2 separate regions of the Homo sapiens genome follow, and region 2 is linked to region 1. The links are chromatin loops, found by intact Hi-C in ENCODE. Cell type or tissue: ovary. All regions are shown on one strand.

Evidence for each region. A loop is a pair of places that touch in the nucleus more often than their neighbours do. Peaks named below come from ENCODE experiments on the same cell type or tissue, not always from the same donor. Only the 100,000 strongest peaks of a DNase experiment are listed, where the experiment ranks them.
Region 2: it touches region 1 in a loop (5-fold over the local background); 7 of 110 quality-filtered maps call a loop at or near these places.

The regions. Positions count from the first base shown.
Region 1 is chr20:47,711,534-47,716,533 of GRCh38, reverse strand. All of the region lies in intron 3 of SULF2 (sulfatase 2), which reads left to right. Among named protein-coding and RNA genes, the nearest start is that of SULF2, 71 kb to the left of the region's middle. RefSeq lists enhancers at 4,050-4,119, 4,987-5,000, 4,937-5,000. In ovary, no CTCF peak of the experiment used is centred here; a DNase peak (open chromatin) is centred at 2,513; H3K27ac peaks cover 3,265 bases.
Region 2 is chr20:48,186,562-48,191,561 of GRCh38, reverse strand. No RefSeq gene overlaps it. Among named protein-coding and RNA genes, the nearest start is that of LINC00494, 170 kb to the left of the region's middle. In ovary, a CTCF peak has its summit at 2,173 (motif pointing right); no DNase peak of the experiment used is centred here.

The DNA of each region.
Region 1 (5,000 bases):
AATATAGTTATTTATCTTTTTTTCTCCCCAAGACAGAGTCTTGCTCTGTCACTCAGGCTGGAGTGCAGTGGTGCAATCTCAGCTTACTGCAACCTCCACCTCCTGGGTTCAAGCAGTTCTCCTGCCTCAGCCTCCCAAGTAGCTGGGATTACAGGCGCCCGCCACCACACCCGGCTAATTTTTGTATTTTTAGTAGAGACAGGGTTTCACCACATTGGCCAGGCTGGTCCTGAACTCCTGACCACATAAGTCATCACGCCCAGCCTCTATTTATCATTTTTTAAATGTATGCTAACAAGTAGTGAGTTTATTATTTAAATGAGTGAACAAATATGTTTTAAATTTCTCAGTTTTCATCTCTAATATAATAACTATCACTAGATATAACCAACATACACAGGACTCTGGGTTCCTTAATAAATTTTGACCATATTGAAAAGCACTGCTGTTGCCTTACACTGACCTTGAGTGCTTTTTTGGTTTTATAAAGCACATCCACAAATGGAAGTCATGTCCCGTGTGGGCCAAATAGATCCAAGTTCAGCCAGCCAAACACCATACAAGCAAATAGGAAGACAAGAATTTAACAATTCTACCCACTCCTCCACTCACAGAGGGTGTGCACCGGATGATAAAAAAACAAATCTACGTTCTCAGCCAGGCGCAGTGGCTCACGCCTGTAATCCCAGCACTTTGGGAGGCCAAGGCGGGTGGATCACTTGAGGTCAGCTCAAGACCAGCCTGGCCAACATGGTGAAACCCTGTCTCTACTAACAATACAAAAATTAGCCAGGCATGGTGGCGAACACCTGTAATCCCAGCCAGTCGGGAGGCTGAGGCAAGAGAATCACTGGAACCCGGGAGGCAGAGGTTGCAGTGAGCCGAGATCGTGCCATTGCGCCCCAGCCTGGGTGACAGTGTGGGACTCCATCTCAAAAAAAAAAAAAAAAATCGACATTCCCTCACTCAGCTGTGTCTCCCACAGGCCTCCCATTACGAGGTGTTCGTTGGTTCAGTTGTTTACCCATTTATTCCACAAACGTTCATCGAGGTCTCGTCACTGACCAAGCTCTGTTCTAGATGTGAGGACACAGGGGACAAGGGACTCAGAAAGCCGCTGCCCTCATGGGGCTGGTACTCTGGTGGGAGAAGCACGTGATAAAAACTAGAAGACAGATAAATATGACCAGTGAATAAATATGTGGAGAAGCAATGTCGGGGGAAAGGGGAGAGCCTGGGCGGTGTGGGGAGATGCCATTTGAATAGGAGGGTTAGGATTGAGCCCCAGTAAGTTAACATTTGAGGCTGGACATGGTGACTCACACCTGTAATCCCAGAACTGAGAGAGGCCAAGGTGGGCAGATCGCTTGAGCCCAGGCATTGAGACCAGCCTGGGCAACATAATGAAACCCTGTCTCTACAAAAAAAAAAAAAAAAAAATACAAAAGTTATCTGGGCATGGTGGCTTGTGCCTGTGGTCCCAGCTACTTGGAAGGCTGAGGTGGGAGGATAGCTTGAGCCTGGGGAGGTTGAGGGTACAGTGAGCCACGACCGCACCACTGCACTCCAGCCTGGGTGACAGAGTGCGACCCTGTATTGGAAAAAAATTAAAAGCTTTGAGCAAATAGCTGGGAAAGGTGAGGAAGCAGCCCATGCAGGTATCTGAGGAAGGTGATTTCTTTCAGGTAACAGCAAGGGCAAAGGCCCTGGGGCAGGTATGAGCTTTGGGGTTGGGGTGCTGGTAGGATAGAGGGAGACCCCAGGACAGGAGGCTGGGGGGAAAGTGGGGGCAGATGCAGTCACGGAGCAGGACAGGAGACAGTTATAGGACTTTGTAGGGCATGGCAAGGACTTTGGATTTTAGTTGAGGTGGATGTGGAGCCACTGAAGGGCTTTGCACAGAGTGGGGGGCTTGATCAAATTTGTGATTTAATGGGATCCTTCTGGCTGCTGTGGAAGATGGGCTGAAGGTGGAGGCAGGAGGACCAGGGACGAGGTTCCAGCAAGGTCCAGGCAGAGGCAGTGGTGGCTTGGACCAAGATGGTGACAGGCGGATGATGGGAAGTGGTCAGACCTGGATGTGTCCTGAGGGTGAAGCTGCTGGGACATATGTGAGGGAGGACAGAGGAGCTGAAGTCCCCTCCATGGTGCGTAGCCTTGACCCACTGGCATTGACGGATGTATGGATCACAGGGCGAAAATCAAGAGGCCGGTGTGAAGTGCTGATTTGACACCAAATGAAGTGATTTGAAGGAAATTACTAAGTATGCAGCGGTCCAAATGATACATAAAAACGGCCAAACGTGTGTGAGAGGCACGCGGACAACTGGAATTGAGATGATGCCACGAAGGGCAAAGACCCCGTTTTGTTTTCGCAGACTCCGTGCCTGCGAAATGGCGCGGGTCTGTTTTGGGAAGGACGGACTTTCCACAGGCTTCTGCTTCATCTTTCGCCGACCTCTCTGAATTGCTTTGGCAAACACTGTTTATTGTCATTGGCTCGGCTCCGCGCTCCAGCCCATCTCTGCTGATAGATGTGTGTCATGCTCAGCCGACTTCACTGTGCGGCATGAACACTCCTCCCCAAGCTCATTACTGGAGTCTCGGAGGGGCCTTGCCATTTTCCAAAACGGTGTCACATCTGGTTTCTAACAACCATTTTTATTTCTCCAGAGGTCCAAGTTTTCATCCCCCTCCCTGAAAACGGAAAGCAGACTGTATTTTGGGAACTCACAGTTCTTTTTTGTTTCTGTTTTTTTGTTTTTTATTATTTTTTTTTTTTCAGAGACAGAATCTCACTCCGTTGCCCAGGCTGGAGTGCAGTGGCACAATCATGGCTCACTGCAGACCTAAACTCCTGGGCTCAAGTGATCCTCCTACTTTGGCCTCCCAAAGTGCTTGGATTACAGGCATGAGCCACCACGCCTGGCCCTTTTTCAGAGTTCTTTATGCACAATCTCATTTGTTGCTGCCCCCATTTTTATAGAAGAATTCACTGAGGCTCAGACAGGAGCACTCGCTTGCCCAAGGAGTCAGAGTCCTCTGACTCTGCAAACCAAGCTCTTTAAAGCCACACTGCAACCCTGTCGTTAATGGTACATTTGGACAACTTTTTAAACTGTGCACTTTACACAGAGTTTCACAACCTCGGCACTGGTGACACTTTGGGGCTGGATCATTCTTTACGGGGGGAGGAGGGCCATCCCATGCACTGGAAGATGGTCAGCAGCATCCCTGGCCTCTGCCCGATAGATGCCTGTAGCACATTCCCCCACCCCGCCAGGTCATAGCAGTGAAAAATGTCTCCACACACTGCCCAGTGTCCCCTGCAGGGCAAAATCACCCCTGGTTCAGTGTATTCTGCACACAGATGTGCTTCAGGTTGGCAGCCCTGCCTGCTCCGTTGACCCATTTTTTTCAGCATGTAGCACTGTGCTGCAGACACTATAATAGAAATCCCTTCCTTTCTTTTTCTCCCCCCACCCCTGCCCCCCAGACAGGGTCTGGCTCTGTTACCCAGGCTGGAGTGCAGTGGCAGGATCTTGGTCCACTGCAGCCTCCGCCTCCACTTCCTGGGCTCAAGCGATTCTCCCACCCCAGCCTCCCAAGTAGCTGGAACGACAGGCGTGCAGCACCACACCTGGCTAATTTTTTGGTTTTTTGGTAGAGACAGGGCTTCTCCGTGTTGCCCAGGCTGGCCTCAAACTCCTGAGCTCAAGCAATCTGCCCATCTTGGCCTCCCAAAGTGCTGGGATTACAGGCGTGAGCCACCACACCAGGCCTAGAATCCCTTTCAGTAAGACATGCAGTTGCCACCTCTCCTGCACTCCTGGGCGAGGGGTGTGACGCTTAACATTAGAGGGCGCTGCCCCACCTTGCACAGCTGTGTACCTCAATCAGGTGCACCTACCCAGCCCTCCTGTCGGCCACTGCTCACCGTGTGCACACTCTGGGCCAGGTACTGCGCTGGGGCTACAGTGCAGCACGGCTCCTGCCTTACGGACCCCACACCCTAGTTGGGGAAATGAGGATAAACAAGAAAACAAATGCATCTATAGGATAATTTCAGAGAGTGCAGAGTGCTGTAGAGGAAATAAACAGCCCGGTGACTATAGAGGGATGGGTGACCAGGGACAACTTCTCATCTGACCTGAGGTGCCACGGTGAGGAGGAGGCAGGCGTCCCAGGCAGAAGGAAGAGCAGGTGCCAATGCTCGGTGGGGTAGAGAGCTTGGCTCCTAGGGAGCGTGAGACCTAGAGAAGTTGAAACAGAGTGAGCTCAGCAGTGCGTCCCTGAAGGGAGACGGCCTGATGGCTCTTGGACTCAGAAGGGCCCTCTGGCCATTTGGGGAAGTCTGGGCTCTGGGAAGGCTGCGGAGGCAGAAGTCCAGTTGGAAGTTGGCTGTGAGAAGGAAACAGGTGAAGAAGCAAGATGCATTTCTGTCTTTTTTGGGATTTTATATCCTGTGTATATGTGTATGTTGTGTATTCGTGTATGTGTGTATATGTGCTTTTACTGTATTTTCCTGCATCGTGTATATGTACATATGTACCTGTATATTCATGCATTGTGTATATGTGAATGTTGTATATCTATGCATGTGCGTATGTGTGCCATATATTAATGCATATGTGTATTTTTATATGTCATGTATTCACTCGTGTGTATATGTGTGTTGTATATTCATGTATGTATATGTAGTGTATTTGTGCTTGTGTATATGTATTCATGCATGTGTGTATATGTATGTGTTGTATATTTATGCAGGTGCGTAGATGTGTTTGTGTGCTGGTTCCAAAATATGAGGACAAATTGCCAAATCAAAGTGAATAAATATTTAATGAAATGGTGTTGCATGATTCAGCGAGTCAGCTCTGGAACATTTGGACTCTTAGAGAGCTGTTTGTCGATTACCTTTAATGTAGTGTGTGGGTGGAAATGGTGTGGGATGAACATGTACCGAAAGTTGCTGATGTCCTTAAAGAAGCCCTGTTGGTATT
Region 2 (5,000 bases), 480 kb before region 1:
TGTTTTTAAAGAATTATTAACTTTTAGCAGCAGAAAGTTCCCCAAAGCGGCCTCAGTCTTCATGCAGGGACAAGACAGCCTGGAAGCCAATGGCCTAGTGGACTTTGCTAGGCCCAAGACCCTGCAGGAGAGACTGCCTCATAGCACCTCTTACTCCAGCAGGGACATGGGAGGGAACTTCTGGGGTGACTCACACACCAAGTGTTAGAGCACTGAGTGGCTCCTTCCATGGAAATTCGGAGCACAAACACAGAGCTTAGGTGTGAAATGGACATAATAACACATAACACGATCACATCAGCAGAGGATTAAATGAGATAATATGCAAAATGCACTTGGAACTGTGCCTGGCAGAGTTAGCCCTCGGTGGGAATTGGTGTTGTTGTTCTTACTATTGCCTTGTTAAAATATAATTGTTTCAGGTGAGCCCTGTAAAAGAAAATAAAATTTTAGAACTGTCTAAAAGTATTATGCCATGGGAGAAGTTAAGCCCTGGCGACTGAGCCACGGCTGCATATTTGCAGTTCTGCTTCTTAGATTAGAGCTTAACTGTCTTCCTCATTGTTCTCGTTGCTATAAATGACTAAGAGAGACCAAAGAACAGACCTTCTCCTCCTTCCAATCACTGATCTTTGTTATAGATTAACTGTCTCCTTTATTGTCCTGTACCTAACTCAGACCAGATGGTGCCCAAGACCCCGTGACAGTTACATCTTCCATGGAGAATGTTAAATTCACCTTTCTGGAAAACAAAAGCCATCTCAACTAATCAGATCATTTTAACTATGCATTAAGCCTTACATAGAAAGAGATTGGAATTCTGTTAAGCCTCCCTAAGCTTTGTCTATATAAAAATCCCAAACTTCTACAGTTTGGAACATTGACTTCTATTCTTTGGAATCTCTGCTTCCTAGGCAGCTTGTCCTCACACTTTGCACTTAAATAAATTCTCTTTAAACTAGATTCTGACCCTGTTGATTATATTAGGTTGACAGCCCATTCTTAGCAAATTAATTCTTAGTGAATGAATCAATTCACTTACCCCAAAATGGTCACCAAGCTCGTGCTATGTGCCAGGCATCGTTCAAGGTGCAATGGAAAAAAAGCTAAGCAACAATAAACAAAAAAAGCTAAACACACAAGACCTGCCCTCCCTGATCTAACACTCAGACCCCAACAACAAATCAAACCAATGAGAAAATGCCAAGCAGTGAGAGTGCTCCACAGCCCCAGCTTTTGGAGCTCTTGGGCTGGGCTGCAGCAGGTACAGGAGTGGGCTGACTTGTGGCAGCTGACTGAGGGCGAGGGTGGGGTGGGAATGGAGACTCTGCATGGAGGCTCCCTTGACTGCCAACTCACAGGCAGGGCACCTGCCTTCTTTGCTGCCCATTTGACCCAGTGCACACCTCCTTTCCCACTCCAACCCCTGGTCCGGAAAGGTCATGGCTGGCTTTACAGCATGTATGGCTGAGCTAGGCAGAGTGAGGCATGCACCAAGGAAAGCCTCTTGTTCTTCCCCAGCTGCAAAATCCTTCCTTCCCCACCCTGGGGAAAAGCTGGCCTGGGTTCCTAGGCCCCTCCTGACTCTATGAGCAGCCAGAGGACAGGACGGGAGGTGGTCAAAGCACAGGCCCTGGAGCCAGAGAGAGGCCTGCTGTCTCCTCCTCTTCCCACCCACTTCCCGCCCCACCTGCTTACCAGCTGGGGAATATTTAGCAAGTCACTTAACCTTTAGTCACTGAATGCCTTAGTTTCCCCATCTCTAAAATGGACATAATAATACATTTCTCCTTGGGCTGTGGGGGCATTAAATATGCAAAATGCTTAGATAAGTGTCTGACACCAGAGTAAGCCCTTAATAGATATTAACTCCTATGGATACTTCAATTAAAGGCACTTCCAGAATAGCAGAGTAAAGACCTTCCCAAATCTACTCTTCCATAAAACAATAAGAACACTGGCCAAAAAGCAACTGTCAAAATCGACTTTTCAGAACTCTGGATATTAACCAAAGGCTTAAACTGTACAAGGATGTTTATTCAGGAAAATGCTGAATCTCAGAAAGAACAAGCTTTGTTTCAACTTGCCCTAACCCATCCCCATCTCCCCAGCTCCGTGGTAGCCTTGAAAACCAACCACCTCAACTAAGCAGCTATAGAAAGCAGCCACCTAGCAGCCACTTGGGGGAGCAGAGGGACAGGAATTTCCCCAAAGAAGATATGAGGATGCCCAGTAAACACATGCAGTTGCCCAGCATCAGGAATCTTTAGGGAACTGAAAATCATGACCACAATGAGATGCCGCTTCACACCCACGAAGATGGCTTAAATCAAAAAGACAGACAATAACAAGTGTTGGTGAGGTTGTGAGAAACCAGAAGCCTTATTCATTGCCAGTGGCAATGCAAAGTGTGCAGCCACTCAGGCAAACAGTCTGATGCTTCTTCAAAAAGTTAAACAGAGTTCACACACTATGCAGCAATTCCATTCCTAGGTATATATCCAACAGAAACAAAAACACACGTCCACACAAACATTTGCATGCAAATGTTCACAGCAGCATTATTCATAATAGCCCAGAGTGGAAGTGACCCAAATGTCTATCAACTGATGAATGGATCAAGAATGAAAAGCTCCCTTTGGGAGGCTGAGGCAGGTGGATCACTTGAGGTCAGGAGTTTGAGACCAGCCTGACCAACATGGTGAAACCCTGTCTCTACTAAAAATACAAAAAAAAAAAAAAAAAAAAATTAGCCGGGCATGGTGGCACACCCCTGTAATCCCAGCTACTTGAGAGGCTGAGGCAGGAGAACTACTTGAACCTGGGAGGTGGAGGTTACAGTGAGCCAAGATCGCACCACTGCACTCCAGCCTAGGTGACAGAGTGAGACTTCATCACAAAACAAAACAAAACAAAACAAACAAACAAAAAAGAATGAAAAGTTGTGCAGTCGGCCTTCCATATCCACGGTTCCACATCCTAGGACTCAACCAATTATACATCAAGAATATAGTCAGTCCTATGATGATCATGTCTGTAGTGAACATATATAGATAGTTTTCCTTGTCATTAGTTTCTAAATAATATAGTATAACAACTATTTATGTAGCATTTACCTTGTATTAGGAATTATAAATAATCTAGAGATGATTTAAAGTATACGGGAGTATTGTGTAGGTTAAATGTGAATACTACTCCATTTTATATCAGGCACTTGAACATCCAAGGACTTTGGTATCCATGGGGATATCCATGAGGATACCAAGATGGGACAGCCAGTGCAGAGGCATGCATGTGGTAACTGTTCAGAGGGCAGCAAGGAGGCCAGTTTGGCTGGGGTGGAATAAACCAGGGGGCAGATTCAGTGAGAAGGGAGGCTGGCAGGATTCGTGGAACCAGTCCTCTACGAATACCAAGGGACTACCGCATATGCATTCAGAGTATTATTCTATTTCTATTATTCTACCACAAAAAGGAATGGAATGCTGACACATGCTACCACGTGAATGAACCCTGAAAACATTATGCTAAGCAGAGGAAGCCAGTCACAAAAGATCCCATATCGTCTGATTCCACTTACATGAAATGACCAGAACAGCCAAATCCACAGAGGCCGACAGTAGCAGTGGCTGCCTATGGTGGGAGGGTAGTGGATGGGGAGTGACGGCTCATGGGTATAGGGCTTCTTTGGGGATAATGCAATGCTCTGGAATAGATAGGGATGATGACCACACAACTTCCCGAGTTTAATCAAAAGCACAAAACTGTATACATTAAAAGAGTGAACATCATGATATGCAAATTATCTCTCAATAAAGCTGTTACTAAAAAAAGATTCAAACACCCAGTCCAAAGCACCGCCATCTCACGCTTGGACCACTCTGGGGCCGCCTCATGGGTCTCTGGGTCTACTCTGCCCCTTTGAATCCCTGGACCCTTCTGATTTGTTGAAGCCAGAAGCATGATGGCGTCTCTCCCCTGTCTACGGTCCGCCATCCTTCATTTCCTTGTGTTCACCCTTCTCTCATGATTCAGGCTTTGGCCTGTACTGTTCCCTCACTGGATGAGCCTTCCCTTCCTGTCTCCCTGGCTAATCTCTGTCCACCCTTCAGGATCCAGCCCCCTCCTTGGAGAGGCCTTCCAGAAGCCCTCTGCCTGGGTTGCTGCCCCAGCCAACTCGCCCCAGCTCAGAAATGTTTCCTGTGCACTGTTGTCTCTCCTGCTGGTCCAGCACCTGTTTTTTCACTAGATCAAGCTCTTGCAGAGGAGAGTCTGGCTTCTCCACGGCTGTAGCCTCAGTGCATATGTCAATGTCTGGCACAGGATAGGGGCTCAGTCAACACCTCTGAGTAGATGATGTCCCGGGCTGCAGTGCAGCCCAGGAAGGAGCCCAGAAGCCAGCTCTGCAGAGACCTGCTCCGGGACGTTGGGCAAGACACCACCCACTCACGTGTGAACGAGCTGGAGAGTGCTGGCAGGGCTAGTGTGACAGCTTAATTTAATTGGCTTAAATAACCTCTGCATAACAATGCGTGGTTTAGCAACAGCTTCTCTTTGTACAAGCTTTGGAGGAAAAGAATCTAATCTCTCTTTAATTAGCACCACTTTGCAGATGAAAGTGAGGCTGGCAAGGTGCACTGACTTGCTTGGAGTCACAGTTTGAAAGAGGTAGAATAATTCACCTTGTTTGTTCACTCACCCATTCATTCATTCACTTGTTCACTCAGTAAGTCAGTATTTATTTTTCATGTAAAAGTTGTCCTGGGTCCTGGGGATACAGTGGAGAAAAGACAAAAGTGGGCCTGATTCCATGGAACTGACATTCTAGAGAAAAAGACAGGTAATGACTCCAGATTTTGGTATGTGCTGAGAAAGAAAAGTATGATAGAGAGTGAGTGAGTGGTGGGAGTGGGGAATGTGTGGGGGTGTAGGAAGTGCAGCTGTTTTAGCTGGGCTGGCTAATGAAGGCCTCACTGAAGAGGTAACATTTGCCTGAGATT